Regions from separate parts of the Mus musculus genome. Here region 1 is linked to region 2. A link is a loop called in an ENCODE intact Hi-C map of the cell type or tissue named here. Cell type or tissue: left cerebral cortex. All regions are shown on one strand. Each heading gives the region's core, and the rest is flanking DNA. Links, peaks and the distances in the headings are about the cores only. Region 1 overlaps Atg10 (autophagy related 10). Region 2 overlaps Ssbp2 (single-stranded DNA binding protein 2).

Evidence for each region. Hi-C counts contacts between places; a loop is a spot of excess contacts. Peaks named below come from ENCODE experiments on the same cell type or tissue, not always from the same donor. Only the 100,000 strongest peaks of a DNase experiment are listed, where the experiment ranks them.
Region 1: a loop joins it to region 2, with 1.8 times the contacts of the local background. A loop is called at or near these places in 2 of 42 quality-filtered maps.

The regions. Positions count from the first base shown.
Region 1 is chr13:91,087,073-91,098,260 of GRCm38, reverse strand. All of the region lies in intron 3 of Atg10 (autophagy related 10), which reads left to right. Among named protein-coding and RNA genes, the nearest start is that of Atg10, 130 kb to the left of the region's middle. In left cerebral cortex, for the core only: a CTCF peak has its summit at 4,931 (motif pointing right); DNase peaks (open chromatin) are centred at 3,873, 4,308, 4,915 and 6,497; H3K27ac peaks cover 378 bases.
Region 2 is chr13:91,644,195-91,652,194 of GRCm38, reverse strand. All of the region lies in intron 5 of Ssbp2 (single-stranded DNA binding protein 2), which reads right to left. Among named protein-coding and RNA genes, the nearest start is that of Gm22778, 75 kb to the left of the region's middle. In left cerebral cortex, for the core only: a CTCF peak has its summit at 3,688 (motif pointing right); DNase peaks (open chromatin) are centred at 2,071 and 3,702.

The DNA.
Region 1 (11,188 bases), core at 1,900-9,899, 560 kb after region 2:
TGCTTTTTTTATAAAAATGAGATTCTGATGTCATTATTGTTGAATATCTAGAAACAACTAAAGATTGGGTTTTACTCGACCATGTTAGAGGGAACATGATTTGTGTGATTCCGAGTCCGTACACCATTCTGTTCCAAGCCTCTTCAGTATACATGTGCAGAGGCCATGCCGAGTGTCAAGTTCTTTGTTTTACAAAAGATTCCAGTAAAATAAGATTTCTGTTACTGCAATCAATAACGATGAGTGTTCCTGAAACCAAATACTTGCTATACACTCCTGCTTTCCTGTGGTACTCAGCATGCTCTTTTAATGGATGGTGTCAGTGAGCATTAGGGACAAAGGACAGTGATGATTAGAGGCAAGTAGTACTATAGAGCATGTCTCAACTCAGAAGGCAGAATGTACCTTTTTCTGCCTTTAGAACTAATTAATTTAAAAACAAATAAGGACCACATGCATATTTAGAAAAATTTCTGATAAACATAATCCAGTGTCCTGTGACTAGTCTTTGAGTAATTAGCCTCAGGGAAGATGTATTCAGTTGATTGACATTTCATTCACCTTACACCTTCCAAAGCTGCAGCATGAGCTGTAGAACCCGGGATTAATTGATGGTTGCTTTGTTTTCCTGTAGTATTTTAATTACATGATTTTTAGGAGCACATTATCTGCCCCAGTACATGGGAATGCCAGGGCCAAGAAGTAGGAGTGGGTGGGTAGGGGAGCAGGGCAGGGGGAGGGTGGAGGGGACTTTTGGGATAGCATTGGAAATGTATATAAAGAAAATATCTAATAATAAAAAAAGATGCTGGCATGATTTATACTTTGCACTCACATTCACAGTTGTAAGACCTTATGCACAGTAGGGTTATGACTCGTGATCCTAGAACATCATTGTACCCTGAACCATGTGCTACATCGTTTTATGTCAGCTTGACGAAAGCTAAAGTCATTTGAGAGGAGGGAGCCTCAACTGAGAAAATGCCTTGATAAGAGCCGGCTGTAGGTAAGCCCATGGGACCTTTTCTTAATTGGTGATTGATGTGGTGGGCCCAGCCCATTGTGGGTGGTGCCATCACTGGTGGTCCTGGGCACTGTTAGAAAGCAGGAGGAGCAAGCCAGTAAGCAGTTCCTGCCCTGTTTGACTTACTGCCCTGCTTCCTCCAATGATGGACTAGGATGGAAATGGAGTAATAAGAATGGTCTGGTGTGATGGCTCAGCAGTCAAAGGCAGGCACAGAAGCCTGCTGACCTGAGTTCTATCTTTACAGAAAGGTAAATGGAGAGAAATGACTGTTGACCTCCACACATGGACTGTGACATGTGACCCCCACCCTAATAATAATAATGGTTAGTGAATTATTTTAAAACTTATTATTAGGACATAGGAATTATGAGAAGTTAAACTCTAGGAATGTTTTTGAACTATTTCCATATTCTAGATAGGTGTAAAATAATTTGTAAAGTTTTAAGCATGGCAGCATAGTATCTAACATGAAGAAGCAAGCATCTTTGATAAGGATGGCACTGAGCCTAATTCTAATGACATGGACCACTCAGGCTAGCTCCTCCACACTGAGTTTTGACACTGTCTAGTACATATCTGTGACTTGTTAATAGACCCGTTTCTCAGACTTTCTCCTTCCTCTTCCCACTTAGCCTTCAAGTCCCTCACAAAGACTAATGTGTTAGAAGTCTATGCTAAATTGTAATGTATATATGTATGTCTGCATGCCTAGCACGGAGATGATCTACAGCTCTCGTATAGCTCCCTTAGTCTTCAGAGAGTGCTGACATTGGTGCAACTTCAGCTGGGTATAAAGACTCAGAACATCCTTAGAGTCACAGGGTCTTAGAGTCACAGGGTCCTCTTTATTTTCTAGCAGTCACTTGCTGCTGATGGACTGCTAACACTTAGATGCATTCTTCCTATATGAACATGTCACGTGCTAAATATTCTCTTGTATTTTCTTTGGTCTGTAAAACTCATCCAAGTTTTATGTAGATATTAGTTCATTCTGTTTTTCTCTTTGTTTTTAAAATTAATCATCAATTTAAAATTTTTTTCAATTTTTATCACAATGTACACAGTTATAAGTATGATACATAAGTCAGCATGTGTCGTTTGTTTTTCTTTATTCTATTCAAGCAGTTTATGTAAGCCTGGTTTTCACCTACTATGACTCTCCAGCTAACAAGGGACAGTCAACAAGTCAGTCTTCCTTTGGCTGTAACCTTGGGATTAACTGAAGGGAAGACAGAGGGGGCAGCTCCGAGCTCAGACACCTGATGTATTCAGTTAACTTTCAGGGGAATGGAAGGATCTGAACCTTTAGAGATCTGCCGTCTGAAGGGGATATAGAAGTCACTTCCTTGGTAAAGCGATGTAAGATTATGCTGCATAATCATAGAGAATACCTATTATTTTGAGGAAGACATCTGAATATAACACTGTATCCAGTTAAAGATATATTTGTTTCCGAATGTCTGGTGTTTATTGGTCTTGTAGGTGTTTTGAAACAAGCATGGTACTGCAGATTTGTCTTGCGTTGATTTATGTTGCATCAGTCTGGAAAGAACTAGCTGCTATAACAAATACCCAATAAAGTCAGTGTTTGACACCACCATGCATTTGCATGTGATGACATCATCAGAGGTGGAGCCTCAATGGATTTTCCACAGAATTTCACTGGTAGTTTGCTCTATAATAATTACTGACTACTTGGACAACTGAATTACCATAAGGAATGAGCAAGGTGTAGCTGTTTTTTAATACTATATTTCCATTTTATAACAAACCACATCTTAAGTTTTTATGCTCATTCATCGTTTATATGATGGTAAATTAAAATAAATCATGTTTTGAATAATTTTCTTGCACACTTCAAGATGTCTTTTTGGATATTGTCTAAGCCTGCTAACTTGTAGCTCCAGAACCTTGTTGCCTCATTAATAAAGCACCGAATAACTTAAAGTGAAATGACTCATTGTATAGCAAAGAATCGCTGTTAGATCTTCTGAGCTGTACGTTTTTTCTATAGTCATGTATGTAACTGTAGATTTCGGTGAGGATGCCCTCTGAACACTAGAGGACATATTTGTGAGCTGAAAGTCCACATTTAAATCTCAGGATTGGACAGTCTTGCTCAAAAGATACAAGCTCAGCAGTTTCAAGGCTGGATGACAGCGAGTCTGGAAATTAATAACCTTCTGTACTCTACTCTGACCTGCGTCTGCCATCTACTCTGTGCCTGGCTGCTGTGGTCCCATGGCACCTCACCTGAGGGAGAAGCACCCACTCATTAGCCAGTCTCTCTGCTCTGGGCATCTACAGAGGTAAATGTCAAGAATTTTAGTATAGGAATGACAGCAGCACCCATTATACCCTATACCCTTGTTCTTGTTCACTCAAAAGCGCTTAAAGAAAACCAGTTTTCCCCATACGCAGAAGGGTTAAAAGGGCTGCTGTACTCTTGCACATCCCCTCGCCACACAAGCAAAGAGTGGGGTAAACAGTTACGGAAACGGAGCCAAATGTACACGTTGTTTTTCCTATCTGGCTTTTTCTGACTAGCCTGGTGCTTTTAATATTGCTGCACTTCATCTTCATGGATAGTGTGCACAAAGCCTTAATTTCCAGCACAGAAGGATAATGGCTCAGTGATCATTGGCTTTCTCTAAAACACAACCGAACATAAGCCAGGAGGCTGAGAAAGGGAGCTGTTCTTTAAAATGGCCTTGAAATGGTGTATGCAGTCAGGTGGCTGTGACGCTTGTTCACCACAGTGTGGGGTCTTTTTCCACGGCACACCTCAGGGACTTAAAGTGTACCTCACCCGGTTGGCCGGGGAATTGTAGGCAGCTGTATACTCACTCACACAGTGTTGGAGACAGCCGCAGCAGCACCGTGTCAGTAACAGAGGATGTTCCCTCCTGCCCACTTCTTAGCTACAGAAACCCACTGGCCTGTGGTGTTTTGTTGTTTCAGCTACAAGGGTGAGATCTCCTTTAGCCTGCTAGGCAAGGGAGGTTTTAGAATAGAGGTAAAAACTTATCAAACAGCTGTTTGTTTTAAAATAGGACATTGATCTTTAACAGTGGTGTCTGTACTGATCTTAGGTTAATCTTATTATGTTATCTTTTAAAAAGTCATCATAACTAACATCATAGTTTGTGTGTGTGTGTGTGTGTGTGTGTGTGTGTACAGAATAGCTGCAGGTGTGAACAATCACTCCCTGGCCCCTAGCTTGTTTTATTTAATTTTTTTTTCTGTGATCAAGCAGAGAACCATTTTAAACAACTGAAATGGAGGACATAAGGAAGTAACAAAGAACAGTCTGAGAGTTAGTGCTGTGCTAAGTGGGGGACCCTTCTCCAACTTCGTGTGATGGCATGCTGTATAGAAAAGGCTCTTTCAGCAAGTGTTTAGGAAAATATGTTCCAAAAGATCTGCATAACATTAGTGTAACCAAGTGTTCCTCTCTGTGGCTTCCTGTTTTGGAATTAAATGCCTTCAGGGTACTCAGAATAACTCTGTTTAGAAACACAAGAAGAGTTTAACCCCTTATGTTCCTGATCAGACTTTTAAAACATAAACATGAATTAGAAAGCAAAAGGACCTTATTCTGTTCTATAGCTCAAAAAATTCACTCTAAAATAAGAAGAGTTTTTACATAAAGTTGGTGGTTTAGTTAAAAAGCAAAAACATAAACAAAAATTATCATTAGAACAGTGAGGTCAGTTTTCTTTCTTTATAAACAGTTTTTAAAGACAATCCTTTTCCTATAAGTGGGTAATTTCCGCATGAGTTCACGGTGAGTTCCTAGCCTGGCTGTTCCCAGAAAGTGCAGGGTACAAGGAAGCTCAACCTGGGTGTCTTTCTTTGTGCTGTTTGAGTTCCCTGTTCTTGAATTGCTGCTGCAAGCCAGCAGAGGGAGCACCCAACAGTATTAGAGCTTAATAAAGCATCACATTTTCCTCCTTCCCCGTCATTAAAAACGATGTCTACAACCAATCATCCATTGATTATATATTTTCACTGTGTCGATTCAAGTGTAAATATGTTGCTTTTTAAAAGGGAGACGTAAAGGGACCTTATTTATGCAGTTCGCTTCTGTAAACCTTCATTAAATATGGAACTTTAAGACTGATAATAAATATAATGCAGAGGAAAAGGTGGGCACTGCACAACCTCTGTACGCCAAAATATTTTTAATTTAGTTACAGAGAAAGAAAGGCAAAGGTCCTTTGCAAGAAAGAATGGTAAAAGTAAAATACAGTCCAATTCAAACATCAGCACCATTACAGAGAAGGTACATTCTAAGTGAATGTTGAAAGGAAGGTTTCTCAAACTGGAGATTCTAGTTGGGACGCAACAGCATAAATGGAGGGTGTCTTTAGAGGCAAACAGCTGTAGGTTTAGAGGCCACAGAACTTGTGTGGTAGAGGAGGCGCCCTGGGGCTTCAGATGGTCAGAAAGGGAAGGTAAAGATGAGAATGACTGGAAACTGTGATAGGAGTTGCTTTTATTCTGGGAGGACTTTCTCCCCCTCAGCAGCCATCAGGTACCAGTAGCTCCTCGGGTATGCATGGAACTTTTCTTTCTCCCTTCCATGCTGGGATTTTATCAAATAATGCCTTTGGGGGAATGAAAGGGTAGTATAGAACTGAGAGAATGAAAATTGTTCATTTCCATCACTGGGTAGGATCAGACGTGATGACATCTTGGTTAATAATAATAATAATAATAAGCCTTTTGTGTATTTCTATCCCTAGGTAAGGTGGGCTGTGATAACTTCTTTGATATTAATAATGCATTTTGTTTGTGTTTACATTTATAATATTTATGTATATAGTGAGACACTTATGTACAAGGTATAAATAACATTAATCATTGTACATATGTATATATCACATATGTACAACTGTATCTGTCTCATACATTTAGCATTATCACATGATTTAAAGATTGATATTCAAATTGTTATATAATATGTAATATACCATACAGCAAATTCAGAGCAGAACTGGAACTCGGCTCCTAAGGCTTTGAGTTGAAGCTGATAATTTCTCATTGTGCTTTCTGATTTTGTATCATATTGCATCAGTGTATGTGGGAAGGATGGGGTATGCATTGTAGACATTATGGAAATATGAAAGTATGTGAGCACAAGGCAGAGGGAAGGGATGAAGGCAACTGCCAGGTTTGTAGACTATGTGATTAGGAAGCAGAATGATGTCATTGCCCCCACAGGAAATCCTGTAGGTCAGGTTGTCAAGTCAGTGACAAGCCAGGAGACAGAAGATGACTCTATTTTGGCCTGTCACATTTGAGATGTTGGAGGGCATCGTCTCTAGATGTCTAGCACATACTTCATAGTTTATGTTTGGAGCGCCAAAGAGAAGTCAGGGCTAGAGCTTCTGGATGGCTGAGATAATTCAGGGAACAAGTGTAGACTGGTAATTGAAGTGAGAAATAGACTTTGGGGGATGTCTGTATGTAGGAGCTAAGGAAAGGAAGCAGGGAGATGCTGCACAGAGAATGAGGAGTGAGAGCAGCCAGATGTCCCACTCACCATTCAACAGCTATGTGCATCACTGCTGTGTGCAGGTCTCTGAAGCCTCTGCCCAGAGTGTAAAAGAAGGTGACTCAGCACACCCAGGTGTTTGTGATGTTTGTGGGGACCACCAAGGGGAAACCCCTGAGCTTGTTTACCTTAGAGCTCAGACTTCTTAGTCACAGAACTCTAGTTCCATGCTGAAGTGCAAAGCCGACTTCCAGTTCACTCTTCCGTGAGAGGTCAGAGAACACAGAGAAAGAACACCTGCCCACTGGCTGGAAGCCGGGTGAATTCCCAGAGATGCATACAGCACCCTGGAACTTTGCCCATTTGTCTTTATTTATTCTACTTTGAATTTCTCTATGGGATAAAACGCTGTTATTTTGTATAATGGTATAAAGTCACTGGAAATTTCAAAGAAGAAATTGGGATGCCACCCTTGAATATAAACCACAGAATAACAATAAATACAAATTTTCTTCTCTTGAAATTTGGGAAGTGGAAATTCAGTCTGTGGAACCTTGTTTTCCTGCTGCTGCCATTTCATAGCTGATAGGAAAGGTATCAATGGACAAAGGATTGGCTTTGCCTTACAGTTCAAGAGGGATTCCTGTTGTAGCTGTGAGGGGAAGACAGGGCCTCAGGAAGCTAAGGCTGAGGTCACACTGCTTCTGCCTCAGGCAGCACAGGGTAGCAGGAAGTGGGGCTTAGGTACAGAACTTCAGGGTGCACCCCAATCTGGGGAGCAAGTGTTCCAGCATGAGCCTATGGGGGACACCTCATGGTTAAACCATAGTTTTACCTCCTACCTGTCTTTCCTTTCTATCCATCTTGTTATACTGTGCCCATTGTTTTAAATAGAATTCAACGTTACTAAAAAAACAAAAACAAAAAACCCAGTGTTATTTAAAAGAAATCTGGAATTTTCAAATACATGTTTCTTGGTAGAAAAAAAGTACGGTGTGTAAAAGATATTGTTATCATATATATATATATATGTGTGTGTGTGTGTGTGTGTGAGTATATATATACAAGCTATATGATACTGGGTTTATTGTGATTTTTAAAAAAACATGTATATAATGTTTTTCAGTCATCTTCCCCACCTCCCCTTTGCCCTCTCATTTCCTACTCATCTCTGCTAATGTCCTTTCTCTTCCCCTATTTGTGACAGATCTTTCATTTAAAGTTGTGGAGAGAGAGAGAGGCTGGTGAGATGGTTCTGTGTAGCTGCTGTCTTAGCTAGGGTTTGCAGTGCTGTGATAGAGCGCCATGGCCAATGGCAATTTTAGAAGGAAAGGGTTTATTTCTTTTAAGTTTCCTGGTAACATTCCATCACTGAGGAAAATCAGGGCAGGAACTTAAGCAGATTCTGAATCTGGAGGCAAGAACTGAAGCCGAGGCTGTGGAGGGATGCTGCTCATGGCTTGCTCCTCATGGCTTGCTCAGCTTGCCCTTTTGTAGCATCCAGGACCCCCCCTCCCCCAACCTACGGATGGTTCAGCTCCACTGAGCTTGGCCCTTCCACATCAGTTACCAATCAAGAAAGGTACTGCAGGGCTGTGGGTGTAGGGGAAAAGGAGTGAGGGAGAGAGCCCACATCCAGCCAGAGTTCCTGTGCTCTGGGCAGGTGGATGCAGGAGGACTGCTGGACGCTTTCCATGTGCCCTGGGTGGGCATCTGGCTTTGTGAAGCTGCTGGGGGTTGGGGAGTGGACAAGGGGCAGCTCCCAGTACCAGGTTCTCAGACTCTGGCATCCCACGCTGGATATGGCAGAGGAGCTGAGAACAGAATAGGGGACCCAGGGGGGCATTGGGTGGTTCCCATGCAGGTGAGTGTCTTTAGTTCGGGCCTTGATGAACAGAGACAGTCTATAGTTTTAGAGCTTTATTATAGAAAGGCAGGGGGGAAGAGAAATGGTATAAAGAGAGAGAGACCGGCCATGGCCAAGAGGAGAGAAGGGGGAAGGGAAAGAGAGAAAAGGAGCTAAAGAGTAAATAAAGGTGAAGGGGGGAGAGAGAGAGAGAGAGAGAGAGAGAGAGAGAGGAGAGCAGAGAGAGGAAAGACTAGAGAATAAGAAAGCTTAAAGAGAGAGGTAAAAGCTTAGAGAGTAAGAGAGTGAGGAGGGGCCAATGGGCTGTGTTATCTTGCTGTTGCTAGGTAACTGTGAGGAGGAGTCTAGCCAGAAAGCCAGAAGCTTGGGACATTGTCTGTGTGACTGTTAGCCACATGCTTCTCTTGTGGGGGCTGTGGGGTGGTAACTTTGACAGGAGCCAAGGGTCCAGGAGACATGAGGGAACACCCTCTGTCCCATGTGGAAATTACCACCACCGGGTCCTACCGGGTTCAAGACCTCAGCTGGACTGGAGACCAGGCTGTGTATGCATAGCCCATTGCCCCACAAGACATCACCACAGGCTTGCCCATAGACCAGTATAGTGGGAACATTTTCTCAGTTGAGGTTCCTGCTTCCAAATGACTGTAGCTTGTGTCAAATTTATGTATCACTAGGTAGCACAGTTGCAAAGCCTAACAACATGAACTTGTTCATTAGAACCCCCTTGGTAGGAGGAAAACAAATTGTCCTGTGGTCTCCACATATACCATGGGATGCATGCAGCAACAAATGTGCACACACGCACAGACACACGTTAAAAAGAATTGAGTTCAGAGGGGTTGTGACATATTAAGGTTAGGGTGAGGCTTTAGAACCCATGTTTGGCTGGGGGTGAAGGCACATGCCTGCAAGTTCACTATGCCGGAGACTAAAACTGGAGGATCTCGGACTGGTTGTTATCCTGGGCTACCAAGCAAGATCTTGTTTTAGAATAAACTAAAACCTTACATCTCTGCTGAGACCAAACACGGTTTTCATTGAAAGATGCTTCTGCATGCTTGTCTTTCCTGCCCATTACCTGCTTTTGTTTGAGATAATAGTTTTGTTACTTTATCAACTAGTAGCGACTAGTTTACATTTGGTTTCATAAATAAGATCCATTTTAATCTGAGTTTTCCATCCTTGATTTATTTTGATTCATATTTTAATTGTCTAGTTCCCATCCCTGGGCAGGACTTTTTGGGAAAGTCTTGCAGGTGACTATGTTGAGAATGATTTATGTTGTATTAGCACAGGTACATTCAACAGTGCTGGTTCCTTCTGGAGCGCCTCGGGTGTGGGTCCTTTTCCTCAGCCCTCAGAGCTGCCGTGGAAAAGAAGCTCTGTTGTGTGCAATTTCTTGTTTCTTTCATTCTTATTTTTTTCTTAGTTTCTTGTATCTGTATTTCACTATAATATTACCTGCTTGCGGAATCAACCTAAGCTGAGCCACTATTTCACAGCATAACCCCAAGTAATCCTAGTTTAGCTGGATGATTAGACATTTTAAAGAAGCCATACAGAAAGTAAGAACACTGGAGTCTTCCGCAAATGCCTCTGAGAGAGAAACCATGAAACACTGATGTGTTCCCGAATCAAAGGGAAAGAAAAACTAGGACGCCATACACACACACACACACACACACACACACACACACACACACACACACACACACACACACACAGAGGCCTATGGAGGGGAAATTGCAACAAGTTAAATATGACATATAACAGGCAACATTTGCATATGTAAGAGTGTATCATTCCATTCATTATAAAATGAAGGCGACCAAAGAAAGGTGGGTATGAGACAGAGAGAGAGGCATTTTACAAGTGGAGAAATTCAAGAGAAGGAAAATCTCATTTTATATAAGTTTAAAAGTAAACTTTTAAGAAATCAGAAGTTTTTATGTGTGAAACACAGGGTTTCTCATGAGCACTTACAGATACTCGATTAGATAAGCGTTTAACATCCTGCCAAGTTATGAAATTATTCAGACCATGCATTATATTGGTTTGGTGATGTTTATGTCTCATCCCTGCTATTAGACTGTTTCCTTCTTTGTAAATTCCAGGAAGATATCTTATGCACCTTTTTATATAAATCCTTTTGTCTTTCTTGGTTCCTTGTCCAAAGCCACATATAATCCTCCTAGAAGTAAATGTTCACTATACAAAATTTCTGGCAATTTTCTTAAAAAAAATTTGTTGTCACTCTTGATGAAATTTATTTGAGAGGGCATAAATTATTGATATTTAAATGAAGACAATGGGTTATTTCAAAAATCTTAAAAGAATTTACATTTTCACTTATACTTAGAATTTTGATTAATGTCTGTTTCATTATTTGATCCCAAAGATTTATATATTAATAAGGGTAAATGAATAAATGTCAGTTTTTAAAATTCAGTTTTTGTTAATTTTGCAAAAATACAAAATGGTGTTTTTAGAACTTGATTCCTATGAATTGAAAATAATTATGTTTGCGACACGTATGGCTTCTAGGATATTAATGCTGGAATTACTAAGAACTTAGAAAAATTATTAGAGGCACACAGGGAGACATAGGCAGGAGTAGCATGAGTTTGAGGAATAACAAACCGCTGTAATGTGGAGTGACAGGCTGTGCCATGAAAGTGCTCTGTGCATGGCGAGGGCGGGCAGGAGCTGATCACTCTGCTTATGTTGATTTAAAGAGTAAGAGTGGAGATTTTCTTAAAACAAGGTACATATTCAAAGTGGCAGGATCGAT
Region 2 (8,000 bases), core at 1-8,000:
TTTTAAATAACCCAGACCCCAGGGAACTCCCAGAGACTGAGCCACCAACCTGGCAGCATACATGGGCTGGTTCAAGGCCCCTGGCACATATAGCAGAGGTCTGCCTGGTCTGGTCTCAGTGGGAGAAGGTGCACTTAGCTAGAGACTTGAGGCCCCTGGGAAGGGGGAGGTCTACTTAGGGGGGCACCCTCTAGGAGGCAAGGGGGAGGAGGAATGGCATGAGAAACTGTGGGAGGGAAGACCTTGGGGAGGGGGCAACAACTGGAATGTAAATAAAATAATTAATAAAAAAATTTTTTAAAAGTTTTAACCGTTTAAAAGAAGCTAAGATTCAAGCAATACTTTTAATTTTTCCTTAAAGAATACAAATTCATCACTTTTTTGCATTCCATGATTTATATTTTCATGTAAAGCTGCTCTAGGTGAGGGTATGGGAAATATACCCTTTACCTTGTATTCAGCAATCATTGCAAAAATAACTTAAAAATGCTGTATTTTGTTCTTATCTTTCTGGTATATTGATATTCTTGTGGCATTCAATTGATTTAGCAATAGTCCTTTGAAATATCCATGCAGAAAAATTAATATTTTGTTAAGAAATTGGCCCTGATAGATCTCGGGGGTAGAGTGCTTGCTTAGCATGCCTGAGGCTGTGGGCTTTACTCCCAGAAGCACGCATGAAACAACACTAAATTATACTAATATAAATATAAATTATATTACCTTATAAAATAAATATAACCCATATTTATGTGTCAATTTTTTTAAGTAATAAAGGTTTTAACATGTACGTTAATGAATTAAGCTAGTTCAACTCCTACATTAGATGCTGGGAGTTTGAAAACTGGAAGAGAGGGAGGTTGAACTTGCCTGAGGATTTCTATGGTAGCTGAGGTGAGAGGCAAGTGCAAGCACGAGCAACCTGTCGGACCCTCCCTTGAAAAAGAAAAGGTGACCAAGGCTCGAGGCACAACAGTTCTGCCATCAGCCCTCTTGACCAGTGTTTTCTAATCACAGAATAAGATTCAGCATTAAAAAACAAAACGAAACAACCACCACCATAAACTAAGAGCTCCACCCCATCTATGTTGATCCCTTGACTTTCAGGAGTATCAAGAAGTGGCAGGACAAGTGCCCTGGTCTCAGACAGCAGTCTAACTGCTGAGTGCTCCCCGGGAAACAACTGGAGTTCCAGCAGACATTGTCCTTCTATCCCAACTGCGAGGCCGAAGCAGATGCCCAACAGTTCCTCTTCTGCTCCCTGTCCATCCAGAAAATGCTACGGGGCTTTTAGTTTTCTGAATTGTAGGTTTTAAAGCCTCCTTAGTTAGTCAAGCTGAGAAGTTTAAAGTCATTCTGTGGCTGAGACCAGAAACTATCACCAGGTCTGTAGGACAGCAGTCACAAGAAGTCAGCTGCCAGCTGCCCGGCACCTCTGCATTTCAGGTGTTTTATCTTTGCAATAGAGAAGGGCTTGCTCCATTTGCAATGCTCGGGCTTTTTTTTTTTTTTCTTTAGCATTCAAAATTACATTTCTAGAACACTTATGTTTTATTTGTATGGTTTGTGTTTTGATAATTAAACAGTATTCTCTGCCTTCCATTACACAATTTTAGTGACTTTCACTCTGGGAAATACTATTTCTACTATCTGAATTTTTAACACACACACATACTCTCTCTTGTCTCTCATGTATTAGATATTATATTTTAATATTAATTACACATAGGTATTTCCAATTAATAATTAGTATTTCTAGTACCTTACTCAGTAAAACTGAGAAACAATACAGAAACTACACTTCTGGTTCATTAAAATTTAAGATAGCATGTACAACTTCTGGAGAGTGGGAAAGGGGCATCTCCAGAATTACAATATTTCTAAAGACTTGTTTCTGAAACCCATCAGGGAAGGAGGAGAGGCAGATCACTGGACGGAGGGGCATAGCAAGCCTGACATCCCGATGCAGACTAGAAACGACCTTACAAGCCTGTGCATGTCTCAGTGTGGGAGGGAGCAAGCAGCCAGTCCTGACGCTGGTGTGGCTGACTCAGGAAGACTCAAGAACAGCAGAGCACATGACACGCATCAAGGCATCTCAAAACCTCAGACTTATTCACAGGAATCCAGTAAACATTTACCTCTAAGACACTAACCCAGACATGATAGAAAATATTTCCTGGGGCTCAGAGATGGCTCAGCAGTTAAGAGCACTAACTGCTCTTCTAAAGGATCTTGGTTCAATTCCCAGAGCCCGCATGGCAGGTCGTACCTGTCTATTACTCCGGTTCCAGGATTTGACATCCTCATGCAAACATATGTGCAGGCAAAACACCAATGCACATAAAAAAATTAAGAAATGAATAAAATTATTTAAATTTTTTTCAGTTTCTGCTCTGAAATGTTTTCGTTTTTAAGCTTGCTTGCTTGCTTCCTTCCTTCTTTCCTTCCTTCTTCTTTCTTTTTTCTTTTAAAAACCTGTGTATCTTGTGGGCAGAACAAACTTTAGGTTGAAGGTTTTGTGGGTGGGTTGATGTCCCCCTCCTTCCACTGGAAGTCCTGCCTGGCTATAGGGGGTGGCTACCAGTCTCTGTATTCCCCACTGGTAGAAATCTCAGCTAGGGTCACTCCCATAGACTCCCTGTAACTCCCCCATCCCAGGTCACCAGCTGATCCCAGAGATTAAGGGAACAGCCAACCAATGACTATCCAAATTTGAGACCCATCCCATGGGAGAGAGCCAACCCCTGACACTATTAGTGATCCTCTGCTATGCAAACAGGAGCCTAGCACAACTGTCTCCTGAGAGGCTTCATCCAGCAATGAATGGAAACATGCTGAGATCCACAGCCAAACATTAGGAGGAGCTTGGGAGTCTTGTGGAAGAGTTGCAGAGAGAATTAAGGGAGAATTAAGGGAGGGTAGAGAACACCACAAGAAAACCTGCGGAGTACTCTGGGACCTTGGGGGCTCACAGAGACTAAACCACCAACCAAAGAACATGCAGGGGCTGGAACTAAGCCCCCACCCACATTTGCAGCAGATGTACAGCTTGGTCTTCATAGGGATTCCCCTAACAATTGGAGCGGGGCTGTCTTTGACTCTGATGCCTGCTTTTGGGTCCCCTTCTCCGAGCTAGACTATCTCCTTGGGCTTTAATGGGAGAAAAGGTGTTCCGTCCTGCAGGAACTAGGTACCCCGCGGTGGGGTGGTTCCCAAGGGGGGCTTCCCCTTTTCCTCAGAGAAGGGGAGGGACAAACAGGGAAAGGATTTACAAAGGTAAGACTTGGAGGAGAGGAGAGAGGGGTTGCAATTGGGACAGAATATGAATTTAAAAAGTACATTTTGGAAAAAAAAACATTCTTTTTGATTTCTTTTCAGTCTCAAGAGAAAAACAAGAGGTTTTTCTCATGTTTGATTTTTTTTCAAAGTATTGGCAATATTGCTTTACTCTGTGCTCCCACCCAGCTGGGGAGCCTTTTCTAGCCAATAACCCTGTAAAGAAATGGGAATTTTCCTACTACCTGATTTTCTTCCTACTTTTTCTTCCCCTCTCCCTCTCTCTTTTTAATTCCTTTTCATTACTACTATGCCAAAGCATTAGGTCAGTTTGCTACCATGCAGTCTGGTTAAAGACAGACTCTTTGCAACACAGATGCTAACATGGAGACACTGTCTCACGGCCACTAGATGGCAAAGCAGCATTCCCACTGCTGACCTAGTCCTGCCAGCGGCTGGAGATGCTGTGGCACTGTCCTCTAGCACAGCAGAGCTCTGTCTGATCAACTCAATCAGATTCCGGGTGAGCGCTCAGCCTGAAACTAAGTCACTCTCGCAGTACACTTGCTGTCCCCACATACTTACAACTGCAGTCTGGCAAAGCCTTACTTTTACTACCCAACGTCAATACATTATCAGTTTTAACAGTTTCTGTTAAGGAAGCTAAAGATTTAGTGACTATAAGATAATAAATGTATCAAGATAAAAATGTAGCAAAATATAATGCACAGCAAAACGAACAAGTCTATATTGGTTTATATTCAAATTAAACAGATATTTATAAGTGTATCCAAGATTATGTCATGCTTTTCTTTTCTTTCTTTTTTTCTTTTTCTTGAGACAGGGTTTCTCTGTGTAGCCCTGGCCGTCCTGGAACTCTGTAGACCAGGCTGGCCTCGAACTCAGAGATCCAGCCTCCCAAGTGCTGGGATTAAAGGCGTGCACCATCGCCACCCGGCCTCATGCTTTTCAATAAAAGATATGTCCAGTTCCTAGAGTGGTAAGTAAGGTTCAGTTTCCATTGTGGAATTTTTCTGCAGTAAAGAGCAGGAAGAAGAAAAAATACAACAATCTCTCTTAGAAAGAAGAAATGGCCTTCAATTTAATATTCTATAAATTATTTTAAGTCATGTGATAATCTTCATTACAACCTGCAAAAATACTCTTACAAAGTAGCCGACAGGATTAATCTATTTTTTAAGCACACAAGAATGCTTGTTTTTCCTTTATTTTATTCCGACTATTTACTCAGTCATTTGGACCACTGTACCTAAATGAGAAGAACACATAAACTGGTCTAAGGAAAGGCTGCTGCCCGTTTCAATAAGGCTACAGCCGCTAATGCCTTTGTCTTTTTTTGAAAGAAAGAATGAATATACATATATAAAATGTAGACATCCAATAGGTTGATACCACTTATAATTAAGATTCTTAGTATACCATGAAACTGCTGAATTAAGCCACATGAGATTATTAATGCATTACTGTATTTTTTCTACTAAAACTATACTTAAGATTGATGGACAGCCCTATTGCCTTTCCTCTGGTAACAATTAATTAGTTGTTTTGATTTAAGAATGTGGCTCTGATCCCATAATCAGCCACCAAACCCAGACACTATTGCATATGCCAGCAAGATTTTGCTGACAGGACCTGATATAGCTGTCTCTTCTGAGGCTATGCCAGTGCCTGGCAAATACAGAAGTGGATGCTCACAGTCAGCTATTGGATGCAACACAGGGCCCCCAATGGAGGAGCTAGTACAGGGGAACACCAGGGCCAGGAAGCAGGAGTGGGTGGGTTGGGGAACAAAGGGGGGTGTCGGGGAAGGGAGGGTATGGGGGAAGGGTATTCGGGATAGCATTTGAAATGTAAATGAAGAAAATACCTAATTTAAAAAAAAAAAAAGGAAAAGAATGTGGCTCTGAAGTCATCAACTGGTTCCATGACAGGTGTCACTGAGGAGTTACTGGCTTTCTCACACTAATCACGCCTCTGACAGACTCTAGTAAATCAGTATATATTTTCCTTTAGATGGCTTTATTTTACTAAACTGACACTTCCTTTCGCATGTTCAACTATTCCTACTCATTTCACTTAATGGCCTCTTACTAAGTAAGACACATTCCCATTTAAATAAAAACAAAACTTATGGCTTGGATCAGAAATGCTTCCCACAGGTTTGTGTGTTTTAACATCTTGTGCCCAGAGGTGACATGGGGTCATTGAGGTAAGAAAGTCAGCCTGACTGACAGAGATCGGTTGCTGCGACTTTGGAGATCATATAAAACCCATAGCCATGTCCAGTTGTTTCTGATTCTTAATCCTGATGCACTAAGATGCTAAGATGTGAATGAACACACAGCAAGCTCCGAGCACCATGGACTGGGCCACCACAGGTGCCATGCTCCCCGCAGTGCTAGACTGGTCCCGTTCAAACTGTGAGCCAAAGTAAGTCCCCTCCAGAAGGTTTCTCCTGCCAGCAAAGTAACTAACACCATGGTTACAAAGTCTCAAAAAGGAAGGCAACAATCTAATGGACATATTAGATGACTGGAATATTAATCACAGATATTGATTTCAGGATTAAAGTTAGTTGCATTTGTTTTGAAATCCTAAGTTTAGATTTGTAGGAATGTTACTTGCTAATGAATTTAAGTTATACCAAGAGGGAGGAAGAACGAGGGATGGAAGGAGGAGGACGGGGTGAAAGGAAGAAGGGGAGAGGGAGAGAGAGAGAAAGGGGAAGAAGGGGGCTGTTCTTTAGTGTAAATGGGAATAAAAGAAATACATTTGCCTATTTATAGGAGGACTATTTTCAACGTAATTTTTACAGTATGATTATAGAGTGAGTGCAACTCAAAACTACCTATGCTTTAACCTAGAAGGCTAATTATAAATTATTAACTTTATTCATTTAATCCCAATACTTTAATCTCTTTATGTCCATCTCCCATTCATGCTACGCCCACTAAGTTTTGCGTTTCTCCCTGGGAATGTGAAGTATGTGCACACTCTACCTAACTGTAACTTGCAGAAGAGCTAAGCCTTTCAGAATCCAGCTGCTACAGAGGCTCAGAGGGGGGAAACGGCTGAGAGCTCTGAGTGCTGGGGTTTCCCTGCTCATGAGCCTCCTGGAACCAGTCACTGGAGGAGCCACAGCCTGCCCTTCTATGGCTGCTTGCAATGGAGCTCTTTCCTAGAGTGAACCTTGCTCACTGGCTGTGCTGAACTTGGGTGTCTTCATCTGTGAACTCACAAATGATTCTCTTTTCTAAAGCCTCTAGATGTGGACCATTCTCAGAGGGAAATGTCTGTGGAAATAGGAGCAGAAACTGGTGTTTTGATGTCAAGTATGCTCATCTGCGGCGGCTTATTATTACTATCACGCTTCTATGTGTGAAGGGTAGCTTCCTCATTAGCAAACTGCAGAGACCCAATACTAACTGGCTAGGAAACACTGCAGCCAACCTCATCACCATATTACTAAGAGATATCAGCTTTTTAGTGTCTGATTGAATTTTTCAGTACTTTAGAAACATTTAAAAATCCTGGGTGTATATGAATTTTAAATAGATGGGGAAAGTCCTTGAGGTGGGCTGAAACATTCTTCTTGGGTTAACAGAAATAACTTGCATGTACACAGATTTTTCCATCTCCTATTTTTCTTTACATTGATAAAAATTCTGCAATTATTCAAAGATCCAAAACAGGAACTGCAGTATCTTCCTTAGTTCTTGCAAATTTTTCTCTTTTATGCCTAATTTGCAATCAACTGGGGCTTTTCAAACATAATTACCATTTCTTTCTTTCTAATCCTACTGTCCCAGATCTTGTCAGAAAGACTCTTTCTTGAGTTCTATTTAGGAAATAGTCTCCACTTGTAGACATACTCTTCTGTAACTGAATTCTGGCTAATATTGTTGAAACTATTTCCCCCTTCAAGATGCAAAGGCAAAGATATTCCTCTTAACAGCTCGCCATGGTCTTTACGGTTAGGTTCAGACTCTGGACTACCTTCAGGCCCTCTCAGGTCGCAGCACCACCAGCCATTCCACTGTAACTAGTCAGGATACAACTGGCTTGAAATACTAGGCGTCTACTCCTTTCCCTTCTGGGTTCCTGTCACTATTTCTCCCTCCTTGACTGCTCTTCTTTCTCTGCTTCCTTTGCCTAGCTCCTCATTCATCTTAAGATATTAATTTCGATTACAGTTTCCATGTTGACAATGCTTTTCTGACTATACCTTTCCCAAAACTGAGTGTGGTGATCTAATTTGCTACAAGTGTACATTCCACAAATTTAATATGCCTATTTTCAAATTTGCCCATACTTAAATCACTTCTTTTCTCAGTTCACCACAGTCTGGGCATTTTGATGTCAGGGATGTTATAAACATGTTTATCAGAGATGCCTAAACAAAGTCTGAATCAATTGCACAACCAGGTCACTGCCTTTCTCAAAAGATCTGCTGGATCCTATAAGCACGGCAAATAGATTCAGCTCTTTCTTACCATGCCATTCCAGGCTCTTCTCAACAGACTAGAGCACATCTTTCCAGTTTCGTGTGCAGGACCCCTTGCCTCCGCTCCTGCACACTGTGTGTATCCTGCACACACCATACTGCTTGTCTTATTGCTAGCATCCTGTTTAGCGCTGTCTGATGTGCCTTTCCTCTACGTGTTTTGCTGGGCAGTTTAACTCTCACTCATTTCCAACTC